2 separate regions of the Homo sapiens genome follow, and region 1 is linked to region 2. Evidence: chromatin contacts called from ENCODE Hi-C or POLR2A ChIA-PET data. All regions are on one chromosome and are shown on one strand. The core of a region is the stretch at or near the end of the contact, and the rest is flanking DNA. Distances in the headings are between cores, read along the strand shown. Region 1 overlaps AKNAD1 (AKNA domain containing 1). Region 2 overlaps EEIG2 (EEIG family member 2).

Region 1 (6,480 bases), core at 715-3,214, 240 kb before region 2:
GGTGCAGTGGCTCGCGCCTGTAATCCCAGCACTTTGGTAGGCCAAGGCGGGTGGATCACTTGAGGTCAGGAGTTCGAGACCAGCCTGACCAACATGGTGAAACTCTGTTTCTACTAAGACATACCAAAATTAGCTGGGTGGGGTGGTGTGTTCCTGTAGTCCCAGCTACTTGGAAGGGAGGCTGAGGTGGGAGAATCACTTGAAATTGGGAGGGAGGTGGAGGTTGCAGTGAGCCAAGATTGCGCCACTGCACTCCAGCCTGGGCAACACAGAGAAACTCCATCTCAAAAAAAAAAAAAAAAAAAAAAGAACACAGCATACCAGTCAGATAGGTAAAAGTTAAAATCCCAGCTTTCCCACTTACTCATGATGCAACCTTGCCAAATTGCTTAAATCCGCCAGGCCTCAGATCACTCACCATTAAAATGGCGACAACGTGCCAGGATGGTTGGAAGTATTAAGGAGACTATAAGGGAAGCACCTGGCACATCATGAACAACTAGCAAATGGTAACAGGAAAACACTGAAACCCTCCAAGAAAATTAATGGACAAAGGACATGAGCTAAAAAGTCACAAGTAAGGCCGGGCGCAGTGGCTCACACAATTACTCACAATTAAAGTAATCCCAGTACTTTGGGAGGCCGAGGTGGGCGAATCATGAGGTCAGGAGCTCAAGACCAGCCCGGCCAACATGGTGAAACTGTCTCCACTAAAAATACAAAAAATTAGCTGGGGGTAGTGGTGGGCACCTGTAATCCCAGCTACTTGGGGGGCTGAGCCAGAAGAATTGCTTGAACCCGGGAGCTGAGATTAGGCCACTGCACTCCAGCCTGGGCAACAGAGTGAGACTCCGTCTCAAAAAAAAAAAAAAAAGTCACAGGTAGGAAATACAACCAATAAATCAGCATATAGGAACAGACTTATTTCCTTTAGTCACAGAGGAAATGCAAATTAACACAAAAGGTGACACACCCCTCCCTTCAATTAACAGAAACATTTTCAAGTGATAATTCCTGATGCAGAGGAAGGTGTGGTCAAACTGAGCCGTCCACACTGTTGGTGGCTGTGAAATCTGTACAACTTTTGTGGAAAGCAATTTGGCAATATGGGTCATCACACAAACATGTTCGCAACCTTTGGCCCAGACATTTCCTCAGGAAGTAATCCAAGATGTGGAAAAAGCTATGTGTACAATGATGCTTCTGCCATTGTTTATAATGATGGGAAAAGTACATTTATTTTTTACTTACATAAAGGGTAAGACCTTAGTCAAAAATACACAGTGGGTGGTAACAGCCCTCACAGGTCAGTGGAGTAATTGTTTTGTGTTAAAGAGGGACATATAACCAATCATTTAGGCCCCCAGACAGTCCCTAAACCCTGTTTTAATTCATAGTTGAATATATTTATTTAGAAAGGCTTTTAGAGCTCTACTAGCCAGCGGTCAGATTAATAGATCTAAAAATTATGTTCCTAAATCTGTTCATTATCTGGCGAAGCTTGGAGTAATTTGAAACTAAGGGAAAGATAAAAAGGGGAGAGTATTCTGTCATCTGTACACCAGATTTTAAAATCTGTTTAGAGGAGGAAGGAAGCAAGCCAGGGTGGAAACTTCCATTCTTCAGCCCAGGCCATTAGAGGCGCAGCCCCGACTGAGTGACACATCAGAACTAAGGATGGGCTCTTTCTTCTTTCCCTCCTGTCCCCCTGCGCCTCCCTTTCCCCAACTGGAGGAGAGGTTTGGCGAGTCTCTCTGCCTGAGGTGGCAAGTTCAGCCGGACCTCAGCTGCTTGCTGGGCTGTGCGTGTGCAGCCGCGGCGTGAGTCACATCCTCTATCACATCTCCATCTGTGTGCTTTGTGGCGCAGGAGGATCCCAACGGCACTCCAAGAAGGCAGGATTGTGCAGAGATGACGGCACCCAGTCCGAGCTGTGCCTTCTGTCGCAGGCTCCTTGAATGGTGAGGGCTTCTTGTGGCTACATTCCCAGGGTGGATTGGAGTCAGTCCTGGCATAGTAACTCCAGTGAGAGTGGGCGGCAACTAACTGAGGCCACTGGCTGAGTTATAGAGTCACAGATCTCAGGCCTGGGCACAGAGCCCAGCCTCCCTCGCACCCTACAGATCCTCTAGCAGTGGTCCTCAACTGGGGAGACCATCAAAATCACCATGGGAGATTTTACAATCATGCACATGCCTCCATCCCACCTACTGTCTCAGCATCGCCAGCGGTGGGGCTCTGGTAGGAATATTGCTTTTAAATCTCCCCAGGTGATTCCGATAAGCCCCCTTGGTTAAGAATCATGGTTACAGCCCACGGAGGGTGGTCCTGTAGGCTTTTGATCATTGCCCACATGGGGGATTCTTATCCTGTATAACAAACAGCTCCCACCATCCCTACTCTCTCCTTATGATGAGCAAAAGTCTTCTCTGTTGGGTTTCACCTGAGCCCCCCAGTCCCAGGAACAAGCCTCATCCCTCTTCTCAGGGCTGATTTCTTCCCATTCCTAAGGACGAAATCTTCCAGAGCTAACAAGCTGTAAATCATGTAAAATCCTCAGGAGAAATCCTTTGTTTTTGAAACACCCATTGGTGCAACTATTAATCTGTGTCGATTCAGTATCATTTATTTGAAGCTTCTTTCAGGTAGCGAGAGATGTTACCTCTAAGCTCACTGTGGACTCCGGCCAAAGCTCGGCTCATTGACCTTTGGAAGGTCAAGAGTCAGGGAGGCAGCAGGTGTTTAGCAACCACTGTTATATGTACGTAATGGATTCTAATAGAAGCAGATGACAGGGTCTGAAAGACTGAGGCTTCCTGTTAGAAAGCATTCCATTGTGGGAATGGGCACCTGCCTTAAGAGTTCTAATGAGTGTCCACCCCTGAAAAAAGAAACTGCATGAAGCTCGTGCTAAAAATGGTCATGTGTCATTGTGTGTGGGTCATTAAACCACCATGTCAGTCATCAGCTTTGAGCTGCCCTTTAATCCAAGGGGCACTCATGAAGCTTACTCACTGAGTCATCCCAGGCCTACTATTTTTATTTATTGAATTAAAGTCTAATTTTGGATTTTTAAAGGTTTTACTAAGTATAATGAAAGTATTTTGACATTAAAGAACCATTTTTATTAAGCACTCAAGGTACTAAATTTCTCTCTTCTAAATTCCTAGTCTAGACCCTACAGAAGTACATTAAGTACCAAGACAGGGACCAATGTTCCAGACTAAATAATACTTTTTTATGATAGACAAGCTGGAAAGACAAGCACAACCAAGTGTAAAATCAAATCTCACAGTGAATCCACTGCTGGGGAGTGATGAGAAGATACACATGACTTATGAATTAAAATCTTGTAACTTACATAATCCCTGAGGAATTATTGATTGAAGGGAGGACTATATATTCTTTCTGTTAGAAGATTAAATCTCTCTCTGATGGGACTTGTCCTTTATGAAGCTTGCTGAGGTACATACTGTTTTCAGGATATTTGTAAATTGTTTATATATAAGTGGATAAATTACATATGTATAAAATGTAAAATATGCTTATCCCTTTATGTTATTTCTGATGCAAAACTTTGGATTTAAGTGTGTACTTTAGCTGCTTTGTCTTGTTGAAAAACTGTCTTCTCCAGAGGAATTATGTTTGGCCAGAAGATTTGAGTACACAAAGGAGTTTAAAAGCAGAAAAAGTCCTGTGTTGGACTGCATGCACTTGAGTGAGATCCAAGTTTCCCACTTTGGAGAGCAGATGTTCAAATGCCCCAGAGGAGAAGGGTGGAGACAGAAAATGAGGTGTGAGAAAATATGTGACTCAAGAGGACAGCATGTTTTTCCAAGAGGAGGGAAAGAGCCTGGCTTCTCAGCCCCAGCCCCACAAACCCGCAGCCCCATCCCTTCTCCGCCAACAGCAGGCCAGGGCACAGCGCGGCGAGCATGTGTTTGCCCAGCAATGCCTTGGGCTCAAACCCTAGCCCTGGGCAATCTGCCTCATTTATGCCAGGATATCTCGGGCACAGTGCCTTCCATACTAAGAATGAACAACTTTCCCTGGGGGCTATGACTGTATCCCAGGAGCTTAGCAAGAGCTTTGTTCAGAACTGTTATTAATTCGAATTCCTTTGGAGGAGTTGGGATTTCTGAGGAGGAGGGAGGAAGCTGCAGGTGGGCCACAGGAAGGCTCCTGAACAATGTCCATTGCAGTTGCTTCTTTCTGACGCCACCTGGTGGCCATGTGCAACTAAAATCACCTTCACGTGCTCCCTCAGCCTTTAGTCCCACAGACACCCGGCAAAGCCCACTTTGCTGGAGTTGTTGGATGTAATCAGCTTGTACTTCCAGGACCAAAGCTACGTGACCCATTACTGACGTATAGCATAGTTTCTTCCCCTGGTAGGAACTGTTTGTTTGTTTGTTTGTTTGTTTGTTTGTTTTTGAGATGAGGTTTTGCCATGTTGCCCTGGCTGACCTTGAACTCCTAGTCTCAAGCCATCCACCCTCCTTGGCCTCCCAAAGTGCTGGGATTACAGGCATGAGCCACCATACCCAGCCTGGAATGGATTTTGATGCATGAGGAAAACTCCAAATTTTATAATTCCATACTTCAAATGTGTTTTGTGAATGTGTATGTGATGATTAGATATTAACCTCGGCAGAACAAAACATTTATTTTTCATGTCTTGTATACATTTTCTTTTTTTTTTTTTTGAGTAGGAGTCTCGCTCTGTCACCCAGGCTGGAGTGCAGTGGCGCGATCTCGGCTCACTGCAAGCTCCGCCTCCCGGGTTCCCGCCATTCTCCTGCCTCAGCCTCCCGAGTAGCTGGGACTACAGGCACCCACTACGGCGCCCAGCTAATTTTTTGTACTTTTAGTAGAGACAGGGTTTCACCGTGTTAGCCAGGATGGTCTCGATCTCCTGACCTCGTGATCCGCCCGCCTCAGCCTCCCAAAGTGCTGGGATTACAGGCGTGAGCCACCGCGCCTGGCCTGTCTTGTATACATTTTCTTATCAGGCCAAATTGTGCTGGGGTGCAATTTCTTGTAGAAAAGCTCTCAAACAGGCAGGCAGAGGAGAGCTCTGTGTAGAGGATGACAAGCCCCTCCTACACTGTTCCAGGCTCTAATATAACAAAATTTAACGTTTCAACTTTACCAAAACTTTCCCTATCTATTGGAAATGCACTAAAAGTTTACAGGATCTTATGCACCTTTTTTTAGGAAGCAAAACGTGGAGAAAAAGGGCCACGGAAGGATCAACTGTGGAAGATTTTCAATTGTCCTTCATGAAAAGGCACCACACTCAGATTCAACTCCCAGTAAGTTGATGGGCTTGGGCTGGGTGCTCATTTTTCAGTGTCCCTCCCCATGGGGTCTGCTCGCAGTAGGCACCAGCTTGCCATCTGCCACTCCAAGAGCATTTCCCTACACTAGGATGTTGCATGTTGTATTTATTTATTTGCAAAATGTAAAGAATTAATAGGCTGGGCATGGGGGCTCATGCCTGTAATTCCAGCACTTTGGGAGGCTGAGGCGGGTGGATCACTTGAGCTCAGGAGTTCAAGACCAGCCTGGCCAACATGGTGACATTCCATCTGTACAAAAAAAATACAAAAATTAGCCAGGTGTGGTGGCTCACGCCTGTAGTCCCAGCTACTTGGGAGACTAAGGTGGGAAGATTGCTTGAGTCCGGGAGGTTGAGGCTGCAGTGAGCCATGATCATGCCACCGTACTCCAGCCTGGGCGACAGAGTAGGACCCTGTTTCAAAAAAAAAAAAAAAGAAAAAGAAAAGAAAAGAAAAAAAGAATCACTTTCAATAAGATGTGGTTAAGTAGAGTAAAGCATGAACACCTGTTTCTAGCTGAAAATGAAGGACTCCATGGACTCAATCACAAGATGTCATTCAGTCTGTCCATCCTCATCCTTCCCACATGACCCATAACTGTACCTGGTAAGGTTACTGGCTACGTGAGAATTGCTGCTGCTTTGGATATATGCATTTCATAGAAGCAAAGAAAGTTGGAGCTGGGAGGTGCCCCAGTACACGCAATTCAATGGCTTTTAGTCATAAGATCCTTTTTTTCAAAGATAGTTTAAGGAGAGAAACATCTAGCAGAACTGCCCTGGGAGAAGAGGTGGGGCTGGAGGCCTCTGCTCAGGCAGCTTCTGAGCTTAAAAATCACCTCTGAGCCTAACCTACCTACCCAGCTTGTCTCCCCAGCTTATGCACCAGGAAGCTGCACTGGAGAGCTACCCAGGCTTTCTTACATCTGCACTGCCTGTGGCCCAGAGCCATGCCTCCAGCTCTGCCTTCTGTTATGTCACACTTGGTTCTGCACTGGCTTCTCTGTAGATGACACATTTCCAAATAATAATAGGGTTCATTGATTGAAGACGTATTATGCCAGATGGTATAACAAAGTAGGAGTTTTCCAGGTGTAATCGGAGGGTCCCTGGGGTTTCCTGAAACCCTTTCGGGGGGG
Region 2 (5,957 bases), core at 1,251-3,750:
CATGGTACTTCCTAGCAGGCTAGTAAGTAACCTACCAGCTTGACTAGTCAAATGGTTTGCCCAGGAGCGTATGTGGCAAAAACTGTCAGTTACTTATCCAATATGCAGTCTCTCTTCTTCCTTAAAAGGAGAACCCTGATTTTACTCAAACTGGCAATATGTCCAGTTAAAAGACTGCATTTTCCTGACCTCCCTTGCAGCTTACAGGGTAGGCATGGGATGGAGTATAAGCTAATGAGATATAAATGGAGGTTATTGGGTATAACTTTTGGAAAGGCAGAGTAAGAGAGGGACAGTTGAAACATACCCTTTTACCTTTTATTCTTTCCTCTGCCTGGAAAACTGTCATGATGATGATTAGATTCTCATCAGTCATTTTGGACCTCGAGGTTACCCTCAGGAAAAGCCATGTGATGATGGTGCAGAGCCAGAAGGAAGGTGGGTCTCTAAGAAACATGTAGCCCTGGACTTTCTCCCTCCAAACTCCTTTTATTTATGTATTTATTTTTTATTTTTTTGGAGACAGAGTCTCACTCTGTCATGCAGGCTGAGTGCAGTGGTGTGATCTCAGCTCACTGCAAACTCCACCTCTCAGGTTCAAGCAATTTTTCTGTCTCAGCCTCCCGAGTAGCTAGGACTACAGGTGTGTGCCACCATGCCTAGCTAATTTTTGTATTTTTTGTAGAGATGGGGTTTCACCAAGTTGGCCAGGCTCATCTCAAACTCCTAAACTCAAGTGACCCGCCCACCCTGGCCTCTCAAAGTGCTGAGATTACAGGCGAGAGCCACCATGCCTGGCCAAGTCACCACACCCAGCCCAAACTTCTTAAATCTTATTATTTAAAATGCTTATTTTGGATTTTGTTATATGCAGCTGAACTAAATCCTAACTGACATAGACTAAGTCTTACCATTTCCAAATCTGCAAAGTTCAAATGTTATTCACATTGTTGTAGGTGGTCCATCCCAGAGTCCTGTTCCCCTCATTTAAGTATACAGACGAAATACACTGGAACCTATTGTACATATTTTTCATGACCCGTAGAGTCCCACCCAATGAAGACACAAATAAGCTCTGATTCACTTCCTGGGCAATAAGCCCCTATCCGAACACATAGATACTGCCTCCCAAGTAGTAGACTGACAAATGTGCTAGGACTCTGAAACAGGTTCTTATGTGAGTAAGAAAGTCAAATAAGCCAAGACAAGAGATCAGGTTGGGATGAACTAGAGCCATGCGAAGTGCAGTTGTCTATTAATTACCTCATGATGTGCAAACAAAGAATCCTTAATGGAGAAGAAATCCAGAAATGATGAAGGTGGGAAAGAGTACAGCATAACACTAATCATTTGCCAAACACAGGAAACAATAAAGATTTGTTGACCAAATGAATAACTGAAGTCAGGCATGGGCCACAAATGACTGGTTCCAGCTACCAATTCTTGCCTGTGTTACTTCCTATTTGTAAATCAAGCCCTTTCCTGTGTCTAGCACCACCACAATTCAGACTCTCAATATCTCTTCCCTGAAGCATGGCAACAGCCTCCTTAATGGTCCCCGCTCAGATCTATCTTCCTCATTGCTACCAGAGAACTCTTTTTAAAATACAAACTTGATAATGTCATTTCTGTTTAAAATCCTTCACTGCTTCCTCTTATAGGATTAGGTTCAACCTCCTTAATGGGGCCTCTTTATGATTAAGCCCCTGTCTGTCTTTAGTCTTATCTCTTGACCCTTTCTTTCTGTCTTATATTGTTTGTCATTCCCATTTACTTCACACTATTTCTCATTTGCATGCCTTTGTTCATGATTTTTTCTTTCCCTTCTATTCCATCCACTCTCCTTTCAACTTCCCGCACTCACCAGTTTAATTCTAACGCATCTAGTTTTGTCATTACCTCCTCTAGAAATCTCTCTGCAACTCGGTGTCCCATATGACCAGGCCTGCCTTGGTTCCCTTCTCAGTGTCCTCTTTTCCCTACCCTAGAGCACTGTCCCCCAGGGAGGGGCAGGAAAGAGCTGGCTGCCTCCACTTCTTCCATCATTCACTCAGTCTTCAGTCTCCCAAGACAGTGTCCTCATTTCCCGTTCTCTCTGCCTTGTTTCTGGCAGAGTCTCCTATGATTGATACATTTCAAATAAACAAATATTATAAATGAATTTTTTAAATGTATGGGCTTAAAAATTGATGACTGTGTGCCCTTTCTTAATAGGAACTGAAGTAGAAAGATATGTTAAGTAATCTTTATCGTTTTGTAACATCAAAATAGCCTTGGATTCTCAAACAATCTCTCTAAAAAAAGGTTTTGTTTGTGCAACTAAGGCAATTACTCAGATTTTTTTTGTGTGTGATAATCTTTAATGTGTACACACACGCACACACACAGCTATCAGAAAGCTGTCCAAATGAAACAAACAACCAAAAAAGTAGCAAAGTTAGTTTGCGACCATTTGTTATACTGATGGGTTACCATGGAAACAAACTCAGACTACTTGGCATCTGAGACAAAAGTCACATTAGTAAATGGTTTCCGTTATGTGAGTCATTAATTTCCTATGACTTTTATACAGTTGCTTAACCACTTTCCAGAAACAAAGCAACAGAATATGATTTGTGTTGATACTGTGAAAACCCAAGTATTTCTAAGATAAAGTGATACAGCTGCTGACATAAAATAAGCAGAGGACTCAGAAGAAATGTTGCTATGGCCTTGTGTTTCAAACGAGTCAAAGAAAATCTAGAAAGTCTTTAAAAAATAAAAGTAAAATAAAAGGAAAATTATGGATCCATTTTTTTGTGACTACTGTACCAGCAAAATGCATTACTTATTCTCGAATAACTTGCATAGGTATACCCTAGGTACACATTTAAAATTATGCCATGTCTTGGTAATTCAGTATATTTTTAACTTTTTAAAAAACAGTGATAAGAAACTGCTATGAAGAATGCAAACTGTTTGCCAGATAGTATTGCATAGAGGTTAAGAGCTTAAAGGATCCAGAGCCAGGCTGCTTGTGTTCAAATCCTGCCTCTGCTCCCTGCCAACTGTCACGCTGGACACGTTCCTAACCTCTCTGCATTCTGCATTTCCTCCTCTGTGAAACAGGATGTAACAATACCTACAACTCATGGGAATTTGGGGAAACCAAATGAATTATTACACACAAGAGTTCAGAACAGTGCCTGGCTTACAGTGTATCTCAATAATAAATGTTACAAGTTATTATCAAGGATGTATATAGTCCACCTCAATTTGCCCACCAGAGTGAAATAATGGTCAAATTTATAAGGAAAGATTTTTTTCAATATTAATGAAGATTTCTACTTCTTAAAAGATACAGACTCTTGAGAAAAAAGAAACCTGTGGGAACAGAGGCAAAAATAAGTATTTTAATACTCCAAGGATAAGTCAGATCTACAAAATTGTGACACAACACTAAGGATAAATGAACATCTCATACATCAGAGATATTTTTGGCTTGGGTAAATGGGTGAAAAGAATTGGACACAAGAAGATTTTGTTTTATTTATTTCTTATTTATTCACTCACTCATTTTGCTAGTGGGATTAGGGAGTGAGGGAAATGATAATCCAGTTTTGGATATTTTGAGGTTGAGGAGCCTGTGGGTTCCCTATTTGGAAATGTCTAGGAGGCAGACAGATACACAGACCTAGAACTCAAAGGTGGTCAGGGCTGAAAATACAAATGTAAATGACAGGCTGCACATGATGGCTCAAACCTATAATCCTAGCTACTTGGGAGGCTGAGGTGGGAGGACTGCTTAAGCCTGGGAGTTTGAGGCTGCAGTGAGCCATGACTGCACCACTGTACTCCAGACTGGGTGACAAACTGAGATCTTGTCTCAAAAAAAAAAAAAAAAAAAAAAAAAGGACAAAAGACCTCAGCATGTAAATAGTCACTGAAGCTATGGGAATGGATAAGGCCATTCAGGGAGAGTGGGTAGAGGAGAAAGGGAAGAGGGCAGAGTTTGGAACTCCAAGGAACATGAACACTTAGGGTATACGAGAAGAAGGGGCACAGGCAAAGGAGGCTAACACGTCAACAGTGGGAGAAGCAAAGGAGATTACGTTGTCACCAAAGCCAAGGGGAAAACCTTTAAAGAAAGAATTGTTGAATTATCAAATGTGGCAGAGAGGTCAGGTAAGATAAAGGCTAAAAAAAATTTAGCAATGAAGAATTCACTAATAACACTAGCAAGTGTAGTTTCAGTAAAAGGAGGGATGGAAGCCGGATTACTATGAGGAGCAGAGACAGGGAACACAGACATTTCAAATATTTTAGTAATAAAGTGGAGAAAATTAGGGTGGCAGCCAAATGGGGATATGCATAAAGTGAGGATTTCATTTTAACATGTAAGAAGAGACTTAAGCATGGTTTAGTGCTGATAGTAAAGAACCTGTCAGCACTAACAGTAAGGAGAAAAGATTTGAGAGGGTATGAATAATGGTGCCAGAGGAGGTTCATCCCTGAGAATGCCAGACGATGGGATCCAGGTGATAATTAGGGGGACTGGCCCTGAACAGGAGAAGAGGCTCCTCTTCCATCATGAGGAGATAAAAAGAAAAGAGTGAGCTCTAATGCAAGGAACTTTGTCAGTAGACAACTGTTCATTGTCTAGAACTGTTCTAATGAGAAATTTCATATAAAAACATAGCACTGATTGGCACACAGTAGGACCTCAAATGAATATTTGCTGAATACTTGTTTATAATCTTCTATATTACAAAAAGTCTTATAGCTTCATGCAGGGTTTTTATTCAGTGACTGACAGATGTCTTGATGAAAAATTTCATTAAAAAAACGTATGTCCCCTACAGAGGGGAGAAAATATTTACAAACCTTACAAACCATATAGCTGATAAGGGGTTAATATCCCAAATATATAAGAAACTCATACAACTCAATAGCAAAAAAAAAAAAAAAGTCAAATAACCTGATTAAAAAATAGGCTAAGGACTCAAATAGAGATTTCTCAAAAGAAGACAAACACTAAGAGAGTAAATTTCAAATGTTACCACAAAAAACATCAAGTATCTGAGGTGATGAATACATTAACTAGTTTATCCCACATTGTATTCATAAATTATGACATCTCTTTTTATACCATAAACTTATACAATTACAAATTGTCAATTTACAATAAAAAAAGAAGACATACAAATGGCCAAGAAGTATGTGAAAAGATGCTCAACATCATTAATCATCAGAGAAATGCAAATCAAAACCGCAATGAGTTAACACTCCTATCAATTACAATGGATATTATCGAAAAGACAAAAGACAAAGTGTTGGTGAGGATATGCAGAAAAGGGAACCCTTTCACACCGCTGGTGAGAATGCCAATTGGTACAGTTTGGAAAACAGTATGGATATTCCTCAAAAAATAAAAAATAGCACCATGATATAACCCAGCAATTCCACATCTGGGTATATATCCAAAGGAAATTAAATTAGTTTTTTGAAGAGATATCTGCACCCCCATGTTCATTTCATCATTAATCACAAGAGACAAAATATGGAAACAACGTAAATGTCCATCAACAGATGAATGGATAAAGAAAATGTGGGATGTATATACATAAATGGAATATTATTCAGCCTTAAAAAAGAAGGAAATCCTGCCATTTGTGACAACATAGATGAACCAGGAGGATATTATGCTAAGTGAAATAACCCCGGCACAGAAAGACAAATATCACATAATCTCACTTATATGTGGAACCTAAAAAACTCAAACTCACAAAATTTATTTTGCTCTAACTATGCAAATTCTACATAGCATCACCTCTCCACTTTCTAGAACAATATAGATGCAGAGGACACAATAAAAATGAAGTAACAGGAGAAAAAAACATTCCTAGATTAATTGAAGGAAAGACTTCATACCGAAAATTTCAGAATACACATCATAGACTGGGAAATCTGATGAAAGC

Evidence for each region. A loop is a pair of places that touch in the nucleus more often than their neighbours do. ChIA-PET counts read pairs that join two places held with the same protein, here RNA polymerase II (POLR2A). Pooled maps may share reads with other maps.
Region 1: a loop to region 2 is called in a map of endothelial cell of umbilical vein, with 5 times the contacts of the local background. The contact joins two enhancer-like sites. A Hi-C loop is called at or near these places in 1 of 168 maps with a recorded cell type or tissue (endothelial cell of umbilical vein) and 1 of 50 pooled maps. POLR2A ChIA-PET finds 5 or more read pairs at or near these places in 2 of 52 experiments (GM10248 and activated CD4-positive, alpha-beta T cell).

What each region holds. Positions count from the first base shown.
Region 1 is chr1:108,826,040-108,832,519 of GRCh38, reverse strand. It overlaps AKNAD1 (AKNA domain containing 1), which reads left to right. Exons shown (of 16, transcript NM_152763.5): 10 at 1,870-1,961; 11 at 5,218-5,315. The region is part of intron 2 of LOC105378891 (a long non-coding RNA gene); the gene reads right to left. Among named protein-coding and RNA genes, the nearest start is that of AKNAD1, 28 kb to the left of the region's middle. Within about 2 kb of position 1,964, at least 28 of the 41 ENCODE cell types and tissues checked have a DNase peak (open chromatin) inside an H3K27ac peak, as active enhancers do; they include endothelial cell of umbilical vein, where a contact is called at or near this core.
Region 2 is chr1:108,587,719-108,593,675 of GRCh38, reverse strand. All of the region lies in intron 1 of EEIG2 (EEIG family member 2), which reads right to left. Among named protein-coding and RNA genes, the nearest start is that of EEIG2, 31 kb to the right of the region's middle. Within about 2 kb of position 2,500, at least 17 of the 41 ENCODE cell types and tissues checked have a DNase peak (open chromatin) inside an H3K27ac peak, as active enhancers do; they include endothelial cell of umbilical vein, where a contact is called at or near this core.